Linked DNA regions of Homo sapiens: region 1 is linked to region 2. Evidence: read pairs that join two places in POLR2A ChIA-PET (ENCODE). Cell type or tissue: Panc1. All regions are shown on one strand. Links, peaks and the distances in the headings refer to the core of each region. The heading gives the core; the rest is flanking DNA. Region 1 overlaps PUM2 (pumilio RNA binding family member 2). Region 2 overlaps LAPTM4A-DT (LAPTM4A divergent transcript).

Region 1 (5,379 bases), core at 307-5,306, 230 kb before region 2:
TCTACTTCCAGAAGATAGGATTAAATGTTGTAATTTACTTAGGGAAATTTGACATCTTTATGCCATCAAGCATCAGGTTTTTTTTGTTGTTATTGTTTTTGTTGTTGTTTCTTTGACAAGGAGGTCTTGTTGTTTGACCCAGGCTGGAGTGCAGTGGTGCAGTCTTGGCTCACTGCAACTGCTGCCTCCCAGGCTCAAGTGATCCTCTCGCCGCAGCCTCCCGAGTAGCTGGGACCACAGGTGCACGCCACCACACCTGGCAAATTTTTTGTAGAGACAGGGTTTCACCATGTTGCCCAGGCTGGTCCTGAGCTCAAGTGATCCACCCACCTCGGCCTTCCAAAGTGCTGGGATTACAGGCGTGAGCCACCGTGCCCTGCTGACATCAAGTATTCTTGTCCAGGGTGTGATGTGTCTTTATTTTTGTTCAAGTTTACTGTAGTGTCATTTGAGTGCTTTAAAATTTTTCTCATAGGGGTTTGCATATTTCATTCTAAGTTTATTTTATGTATTTTATGTTTTGTTATTGTAAATGGCTTTCTTCCTGTCTTTCATTGTAGCTTTAAAGTGTTATCTATGAAAACTCAAGTACCATATATCAGATTTCATGAATGATATTTTAAAATAGTTGAATCGTCTTCCCATTCTTGGAATAAAAAAGACTTGTATATAATAATTATTTCTTTTAACATACTCTTTCAATTTGCTAGTATTTCATTTAGGATTTTTGCATCTATATAGTTAGATGAAATTAGTCTCTGTGTATCTGCAGTTTTTTCACGTTTTTTAGTGTCAGCATTCTTGCTTCACAAAAATAATTTTAGATACGTCTTTTTTTTTTTTTTTTTTTTTTTTTCGAAGACAGGGTCTTACTCTGTCACCCAGACTGGAGTGCAGTGGTACAGCCTCAGCTTCCCAGGCTGAAGCAATCCTTTCATCTCAGCCTCCCACATAGCTTGGGACTATAGGCTCGAGCCATGATGCCCAGTGAATTTTTTGTAGAGACGGGGATTCACCCTATTGTCCAGGCTGGTCTCGAACTCCTGGGCTCAAGTAATCCACCTGACTCAGCCTCCCAAAGTGCTGGGATTATAGACATGAGCCACTGCGCCCAGCCATTTCTTTCTTATTTTAATGCCTTAGAGTATTTTAATAATATTGGACTTACGTAATCTTTAAAGATGTGGCAGAACTTTCATGTGTGAGAAACCTAATATAAATAAATTTGAAAACCTAGAAAGCATAGTGTATCAAAATTGACCCCACATTTTAACTCAATTCCACAGTTAAGCAAATTCATTATTGACAATCTTTTTTATCCAAATTTGCCTGGTCACCTCTTAGCTGGCCAATAGCTCATTTAGAAAAGGACTAGTCGATAGAAATATGTATAATATGTACCATATAATTTGCAGTTATTTAGTAATCACATTTTTAAAAATTAAAAAATAGGTGAAATTAATTTGAATATTTTATTTAGCTCATATCCAAAATATTGCAAAATGTAGTCAATATGGAACTTACTAATGAGAATTTTTGCATTCTTTTCTTTATATTGTTTTTGAAATATAGCTGATCTCAAGTCAGCTTTGAATATAGCTGATCTCAAACTAGTCACATTTTAAATGCACAGTGACTATATGTGGAAAATTTTTAGAGTGTGAGTTGACAAATGTCTTCTGTACAAAAGGCTGTTGAATATTTAAAGCTTTGCATACCATATGGGTTTGGTCACGACCACTCCACTGTGCTGGTAAAGCATGAAAATGGTTATTAGATGATGCATAAATATTGCTATGTTCCAGTAAAACTTTACTTATGGGTGCTGAAATAGGAATTTCAAATAATTTTCATGTGTTTGAATTTTATTTTTTTGAACCATTTAAAAATATTAAAACTATTCTTAGCTAGTTTGTACAAAAATAGGTAAGACGCAGGCTTAACCCATGTACTTGGCCAGACAGAAATAATAGATAGGATAGAATGAAAACAAAAAGACAGGGTTATGTAGTTGGTTGGAGAGTTCCTAGAGTACAAGGAGTTGAGGGAGAATCCATAGGGGGGTAAATTGGGAATAAAGCCAGGTGACCTACAGATGGCTAGAAGAGGAATAAACAAACAAAAAGGGGCCTATGCAGTTCAGGCTTTGGGGGTTGAGTTGTAGTAACCATGTAAGAGCTCCCCCAGCTACTAATAAAAGACCTGGTTTGGAGATTTGACCCTATAGTATGTAGTTTAGGCAATAATTCTGATACCACATAATGAACAAGTGAGTGCAAGAGAAACTCTCATGTAAGATAATGTTTCAAACAAAAATGACAGTACAAAGAAGGATCAGCCAGAAAACATGTCGCAGAGTTCTAAGTTATGGAAGGGAACTTTAAAGTTGTGCAAAGAATGTAAGAGTATTTTCAGAACCTTAAGAGATAAAGGGTGTGAGCCATCAGAGATTATCAGAAGTCTTAAAACAACAGATTGCTGTGAAAAGGAGCCATTTCATGGTCTTGTAAATAAGTCATTGAAAAAATAGTTCTAGGTGAGCTGCATAATTGGCTATCACCTACCGCTAAATGAATTAGGATATAAAACGTAGATGGTCGCCCAGAACACTGAAATTCCCTATGGTAATCAAGACATGGGAAATGTAAAGGAGAAATGAAAAGCTATGGAATGAGTTAGGGAGTAAGTAAGGATGTACAAAGCATTTGTAAAGAAAACTGTAAACTTTTCCAGAAGTCTTGAATAAATGGAGACGTGATTTTTCTGGGCAAAACTCAGCATTATAAAAATGTCAGTTCTCCCTAAATTAATGTGTGTATTAAATATACTCTTGGTCAGAATCCCAGCAGGTTTTTTTTTCTCTTTTGAAAAAAAAAAAAAAAAACTTGAAAGCTTGATTTTGATGTTTGTCTCAGAAAAGTAAATGGTACTTTTCTGTCACCCAGGCATAGAGTGCAGTGGCCTATGGCTAATTGCAGCCTCGACCTCCCAGGCTCAAGCAGTGCTCCCAGAAAAACCAGAAAATTAATGGAAAACTAAAATTAAAGCGGAGGAGGAGGACTTGCTCAACCATATTGTTTCCGAGCAGAAGCACTCACTGCCTGATGCAGTAGAAGCCAATGCTATGGCACCAGGTTTTTGAGAAAAGAAAAGCTTTTTTTGTAGGTCAACCAACAAGGAGACAGGAATCCAGCTCAAGTCTATCTCCCTGTGCTGGCTTTAAGGGAGTAATTTTTATTAGAAAGGCCTTAGGGGATGGATTTTGAGATTATTAAGTAATTGGTGGAAGAAAAGGGGAGGCCTGGGAAGTCCTCAGCATGCACAGCTATCTCTTCATGCCACCTGATGGGTCGCATGTGCAAATTGCGGGAGAGTTAGTATGAAGCGTGGTGGAAATTTGGGCTGTGATGTCAGCAAGCTTGTTCTGCACAGACTGCAGTCCATATTGGTTTTAACCGATTTCAGCCAGTTTTGTTATCTTAGAGAGTTTCTGCATTTCTTTCTGCAAATTTGAACAGAGTTTCTGCATTTCTTTCTGCAAATTCTTTCTTTTCATATCTGCCATCCTGCAAACTCAAGAATTTTCATTAGTCACTGCTTTCTTTAACTTTTTGGAGCACAGTTTCAGTTTTTTAAAACAATTACTATGACAATTAAAATAGTGTGGTACTGGACTCAAAATGTATGAGTAGATCATTGAACAAGATTACTTTGAAATAGATCCATGTGTGCATGCATGCTTGTTTAGGGTAGAGTGATGAGATGAATTTCAAATCAATGCCAAAAGAATGATTATTTGGAAAATAACTTGGGGGGGCGGTTATTGGGTCTCATTCCTAATGGACTGAAATTTTTAATGAGAAAAACAAAAGCATAAAAGATTTGATACAATTTCCTTGTTGATAGCCAAACAACCATGGATTAAAACAAAATTTTTAAAAAATTTTTTAATTTACCTATTAGGTTGGCGAGTCTTCAGAATGTTTGATAATGTCCTGTTTTGGCAGGAGTGTAAGTGGCACTCATACTTTTGGAATGTAAACTGGTACAGTTTTCCTGGAAAATAATCTAGAAATGTGGATCAAGAATTTATATGACAGAAACAGGAAAGTCAGGTGTGTTGGCACCTGCCTTTATTCTCCGCTACTGGAGGTTGAGGCGGGAACATCAGTTGAGCCTAGGAGGTCAAGACCAGCCTGAACTCTGCAACATAGTGAGACGTTGTCTCTTAAAAAGAGAATTTATGTTTTTGTCTGTTGAAGTAAATTTTTTTTAAGGATATAGTAATGTACAGACCTGTGTATCTAAAGAGAATAATAGCATTATTTATTTATAGCAAAAGATTATGAACCATCTAAATATATAAAAGTAGTAGATTGATTATATCATGTTCCTTCTATACAGAAGACTACATATTATGTAGCCATTAAAAAGAATGAGTGGCTGGGCACAGTGGCTCACGCCTGTAATCCCAGCATTGTGGGGAGGTCAAGTTGGGTGGATTGCTTGAGCCCAGGAGTTTGAGACCAGCCTAAGCAATAGGCAAAACCCTGTCTCTACAAAAATCAGCCAGGTATGGTAGTGCGTACCTGTAGTCCTAGCTACTCAGGAGGCTGAGGTGGGAGGATCGCTTGAGCCTGGGAGGTGAAGGCTGAAATTAGCCATGATCATGCCACTGCACCCCAAGCCTGGGCAACAGAGCAAGACCTTGTCTCAAAAAAAAAAGGATGAGCTAGGTTTGTATCTGTAGACAGAGATTTATGATTAATTGGTAGGTGAAAAAGTGTATTAAAGTACAGTTATAGATTAGAGTACAAAATGAATGAGTATATATGCGTTTAAAAGTATGTATACATATCAGGAAAGGTTACATGAGGATTTTCACTTTCCACTTTATATCTCCCAGTATTTGAATTTTTAATAACAATCTTTTTATCATAAAACTATATTAAATTAAACTTTTAGATTTTTTAGTGGTATAAGTAGAACAGGAACCCTAATACATTGTTTTCTACTTTTGTGATAAAGATAATTCATGATAGATGAAGTTGCAAACCAAAAGATAACCGAGACAGGTCTCAAGCAGTTTAGAAAGTTTATTTTGCCAAGTTTAAGGACATGCCCATGTCGCAGCCTCAGGAAGTCCTGACAACATGTGCCCAAGGTGGTTGGGGCACAATTTAGTTTTATACATTTTAAGAAGACTTGAGATATCAGTCAATATGCATAAGATGTACATTGGTTTGGTCCGGAAATATGGGACAACTGGAAGCTGGGAGGGGGCTACCAGGTCATAGGTAAATAAGAGACAAATGATTGCATTCTTTTGAGTTTCTGATTAGTTTTTCACTGAATGCACAATTTACGGGAATAATCAGT
Region 2 (5,379 bases), core at 174-5,173:
AAAAGTGAGACCCTGTCTCAAAAAAATTTCTTTTTAAATAATAAATTAAAAATATTTTTTTCTGATGTCAACTTTCTTGTGGTTGCCATTTGCCTGATCTGTTTTCCCATTTTTTGATTTTCAAATTTTCCATGTTCTTATGATCTTGGTGTGTCCCATGGAAACAGCATATGGCTGAATTTTTTAACCAAACTGGTAGCCTTGATCCTTGAAAAGGAAAACTAAGAAAAATTAAATTTATTGTGGTTTTTGATATATTTGGACTTGTTTTTAGCCATCTTACATTGTGCTGTCTGCCCCACCACTTGGTTTTTCTTTCCTTTTTTTCTCTCGTGTCTTACCTGTGACTAGTTCTTTGTTATAGAGACTAGAAAGAAAATTTTGAAAGGGAAATGGGCCACAATGTTCATCAAGAAGAAGAAAACAAAGGTTACTCTACTAAACCCCAGCACTAACCAGGCCAAATGATTTTTTTTTCTCCACCAAAATAAGGGTTAATCTTGAAAAAATTTAACCTGCTTACTTACTGCTTTTTTTTTTTTTAGTAAAATAAGAAAAAGAACAGAGAAAAAAACAAAGCCTTTTTTGCAATCAGCCAGGCAACAACTGTTGAACACCGACTTTGTGTAAACCCCTGAGCCAGAGTCTAGGACAGGGTTCCCTCCTGGAGCTTCCATGCTAAGGGGAAAAGAGACAAGTGCACAATCAAGCTAATTCACACATGAGATCAGTACCACGAGTAAATTACAGAGGGTTATGGCAGCCAGAGAGAGACTGGGGCTGAGGTGGAGGAAGCGATTTCAGAGAGGAAGGTGTGGGATCGTTTCTCTGAGCTGACCTCTGCAGGAGGGAAGGGAGGTGACCTTGGGAAAGAGCAGGAGAAAAGGGTGAAGGTGGTGCAGGCAGAAGGAATCACAGGTGATAGGTTAAGAGACAGGAATAAACTAGGTCGGCTGAAGGCAGGATGGAGGCAGGGTGGCTGGATAGGAAGGAACCGGGCAGAGCTGGATGAAGTACGAGGCAGGATCCGGATCACCACGGAGCCCCAAGGCCATGGTAAGAGACAGTTATGACCTGACTTCATTTGTAAGTTTATCATTTTGTAGAAAGAACTTTAAATAGGGTAAACAATTCATCCCAGATTGCCTAGAACATTCTCAATTTTAGCATTGAAAGTCCTATGTCCTGAGAAATCTCTTAGTTCTAAGCAAACTGGGACCACTGGTCACCTTAAGTGAATAGTGAGTATAAATCCTGGTCCACATTTAGGTCTTCAGGAAACACCACTTTATTTCCAGTAGCTCAGCCTAATTTTGCCTTAAGCCCCTCCCTTCCTGAAACGTCATATTTGAGACCACTTTTCCTTTCAGGATCACAAGGGAATCCTTATTTGACACTCATGAAACATGGTGAGGGCCTCTAGTTGGCATGATTATAACAGGTGCTCTGACTGTCCAAGACTAGCATGCCCCCTTTAGTGACTCTCTGCAGGTAAAGTCCGCTTCCTTTGTTGTGGGACTCAGGAGGACGAGAGAGACCTCACGTTGAAACAGGAGAATCTTTATTGAGTGCACTCAGGCCCAGCTGACTCACATCCAAAAGACTGGGCCCAGAACAAAGACAGCACCTGACTTTTATACACACTTCACAAAAGGGGGTGGGCTAGCTTGAAGCAAGCTTACGGTGGTGTGAAAGCAGGGACACAGAGGCAGGACAAATACAGGATTGCACATGACCGTTGCCAAGCAACCCAGATGTCCGTTATCTAGGTTTGCCTGGGCACGGGCTTATCTTATAACCTTCACTATGGTGCCCAGGCAGCTGTAGTTCAGGTCTACTCAGGCTTCTAATGACCTTCGTTGTACTTCTTAGATAAAACAGAATACTTGAAGTCACTAGTTACAGAGAACAGCAATCTATAAACTCATTCCATAAAACAAAGGAAATTTTGTCTTTCTTTTCCCTATGTTGAGGGAGGGCTGGGAGAGTCTCCAGAGCACATTAGATAATATTATCAAGACTTTTCCTGGGTCTGGGCTGTGCCTGTTGCTGCCTCTGGGACAAGTCAGCCCAATACAGGAAAACTTATTTCTCTTTCTTCTTAATTTTATTTTTCTTTAATTTCCTGCCTCACCTTAGCACCTCAGCCTGCCAAGCTCTCTGATCTGGGCACCTCCTAAGGCCTCTTCCTTGGAACCTTGACTGGGCTCCTCCCTGCTCTCGGGGATTAAGGAACTCCCTCTATTCTCAATCTAGAAAAAATCTCATCTCTGTCCTTGCTGCTGTGTCCAGACACACACACTCTCTCCCCACACCCCCCAGGACACCTCGCCAAAAGTCATCTCTGATTCAGGCTTCTGCAAAAGCTGAGATGTTGTTAGGCTGCCTTATAGCCTTTCTAGAATTCTAGAAACATGGGATTATCAAGTCTGTCTACCTGCTTGAAAAATGATGGGAGGGATGGGAGAGTGAACCAAAGAAGAAAAAGGTACAGACAGAACTTTTCAATGACTTTTTCTACACAAGGAAAAGCAGAGGGATAAGGTAGGGAGGTATTGCATATTCCAAGTGACAGAGGATGGTAGCTAGGATTAGAGAGGTGGCAGTGGAGATGGAGAGAGGGGACAGTTGTAAAGCATATTTTGGAAGTAGTGCATGCTGAGGGAGGTGGGAGATGTGGGGACAGAGGCACTCAAGGATCACGCCTTGGGTAATCCTTTCAGCTTGAGCATGTGGTGTAAATAATTTCAGTCTGAATTGGAAACTAGGGGCATATGCCCACATACCAGACCAGAATGTACAGCAGACACCATTTCTGCCTTAAGAGGGAAAGCTCTGGAAGGGGGTATGGCATTGAGGGGGACCATCTTGCGGACTGCTCCTCTTTTACGTGAGGGTGGCAGGTATACAAGCATACAAGCCACCATTGGCAGTTTATTTTTTTCAGAAACAAGGACTCACTTTGTTTCCCAGGCTGGAGTGCAGTGGCATGATCATAGTTCATTGCAGCCTCAAACTCCTGGGCTCAAGCAATCCTCCTGCCTCAGCCTCCCAAGTAGCTGAGACTACATGTATGAGCCACCATGCCTAGCCAATTAAAAAAAATTATTTTTTGTAGAGACAGCGTCTCGCTATGTTGCCCAGGCTGGTCTCAAACTCCTGGCCTCAAGCAATCCTTTCACCTTGGTCTCCCAAAGCATTGGAATTACAGGGATGAGGCACTGTGGCCAGTCCATCGGCAGTTTTATATCTTGGACGCTCTAAGGGGCCTTGGTGATATTTGTCTTTTGTAATGTGGTACTTAAAAATATGATGCAAGACAGTGATAGGATAAGCTGTGCTTTTCTCAAAAATACACAAAAATGTACTTAAACCTCTTTGAAAAGTTCAGAAAATAAACAAGATTTTAGTTACAGGTTATGTTGGGGAAGGGGAAGCCTGTTACATTTTTAGACAGCTAGAGCAGTGGGACGAACTCCTTTACTAACTTTTTCCCTTTGATATTGGTGAGAGTCAGCAGTTGATTGTTCACTGGGTCCTGAACTATGAAATGCTAGTTTTCTGGAAAGAAAGAAAAGGAAAAGAAGGAAAAAAAAATCCACTAAATAATTTCCCTTCCCTTTCTACTCCCTCCGACTCCCAAAACAAGAAACGCCAACAAAACAAACAGAAACCCAGTCCCTTACAACGTGCCCCGGGTTGAGTGAGTGAGTGGCATGTGGCCTTGGATTCTTTCTGCTCACTGCTTTGAAAACAACCTCCAAAGGAGTGGGTGGGGTGGTCCTGGTGAGACTGGGAAGCAGAGGAACAAGTCCGTCTAGAGTTTGGGGGAAAGTCAGGGGAAGTGGGAGAAGGGGAGGAGGCTGCTAGGAGCCTGGGAAAGAGGACAAAGGGCTGGAGGAATTTGAATTACACAGTGAATGTCAGCCTGCCCTTAACTACTACCAGATGCTGAGCCTGAGTTTGCAACATATGTTGGCTGAAATTGCAACACATGTTGGCCTTTTTTTTTTGGAAGCAAAGCCCTGTTATTGTGGAGTCAGAGTCTTAAAGAACTGGGAAAGCAAAGGTATTATTACCTGTCCTCATTTGCAGGGATTTCCTTTGCAAGCCTCCTGTGAGAAGGTTATCTTTCCACACAGATCTGCAAACCCAAAAGGTCAGGTCTGCATGTACCCTGCAGCCAGAAAGAAATTTCACTGGGTGAGGCTCACCGTCTGGGAACCTATGTCATCTTCCCCAGCCTGGGGCTAAAAAGTGAGCGGCCCAGACTTCACTGCAAAGAAAAAGCTCTGTGTGGTGGAGCCAGTGGTGCTGCTTGGCTGACTCAGCCCCCTTCTGGCTCTCACAGCCCCTCCGTGCCCCTTGGAGCTCCAGCCCTATCTTTCCTGGTCCCTGGCACAGGCCGTCCACACCACTACAAACGGGTGAACCGTACTCCTGGATCCTGTCCAGGCCACTCAGGAGCACATCTCTGGCCTCCATCCCTGTCCACCCCCACTTGCTATGGCTTTCGCTCTAAAACGGCCACTCCTGTGCCTGCAGCCCTGAAGCGGGAAGGCTGGGATACATCTCTAGCCGATGGAGCTGGGATGTAAAGCCAAGGTTTCTTCTGCATATGCCATAAAATTTTAAAAACACAAAAAGTAGAGAGTGAAAGAAAAAATAAGCTGCCATTCTTCCCTATTCCCTAGCCTCTCAGTTTCCCATACCATTTTCTTTTCTTTCTTTCTTTTTTTTTTTCCTGTGAGACAGAGTTTTGCTCTTTCGCCCAGGCTGGAGTACAGGGGTGTGATCTCAGCTCACTGCAACCTTCGCCTTCCGGTTTCAAGTGATTCTCCTGCCTCAGCCTCCCAAGTAGCTGGGGTTATAGGCACCTGCCACCACACCCGACTAATTTTTGGTTTTTGTTTGTTTGTTTGTTTTGTTTTGTTTTTTAGTAGAGATGGGGTTTCACCATGTTGGCCAGGCTGGCCTCGAACTCCTGACCTCGTGATCTGCCCACCTTAGCCTACCAAAGTGCTGGTATTACAGGCATGAGCCACTGCGCCCAGCTCCTATACCATTTTCTTACAACCATGATAATTCCATATATAGTCGTTTATATACACAAATGCATAGTGATGTTTTAGTCAATGATATACCACATATACACCAGTGATCCCATGAGATTATAATGGAGCTGAAAAATTCCTATCCTCATGACATCGTAGCTGTCATAACATTATAACATAATTGTTTTTTATAAATTTAGTATAGTGTACAGCAGGGGTCCTCAACCCCTGGGTCTCAGACCAGTACTGGTCCATGGCCTGTCAGGAACCGGGCCATGCAGCAGAAGGTGAGTGGCAGGCGAGCAAGCATGACTGTCTGAGCTCC

What was found. ChIA-PET counts read pairs that join two places held together with the same protein. Peaks named below come from ENCODE experiments on the same cell type or tissue, not always from the same donor. Only the 100,000 strongest peaks of a DNase experiment are listed, where the experiment ranks them.
Region 1: POLR2A ChIA-PET joins it to region 2 with 5 read pairs; 2 of 35 experiments call an interaction of 5 or more read pairs at or near these places.

Annotation. Positions count from the first base shown.
Region 1 is chr2:20,300,941-20,306,319 of GRCh38, reverse strand. All of the region lies in intron 7 of PUM2 (pumilio RNA binding family member 2), which reads left to right. Among named protein-coding and RNA genes, the nearest start is that of PUM2, 47 kb to the left of the region's middle. In Panc1, for the core only: no CTCF peak of the experiment used is centred there; no DNase peak of the experiment used is centred there.
Region 2 is chr2:20,070,586-20,075,964 of GRCh38, reverse strand. All of the region lies in intron 2 of LAPTM4A-DT (LAPTM4A divergent transcript), which reads right to left. Among named protein-coding and RNA genes, the nearest start is that of LAPTM4A-DT, 21 kb to the right of the region's middle. In Panc1, for the core only: no CTCF peak of the experiment used is centred there; no DNase peak of the experiment used is centred there; H3K27ac peaks cover 547 bases.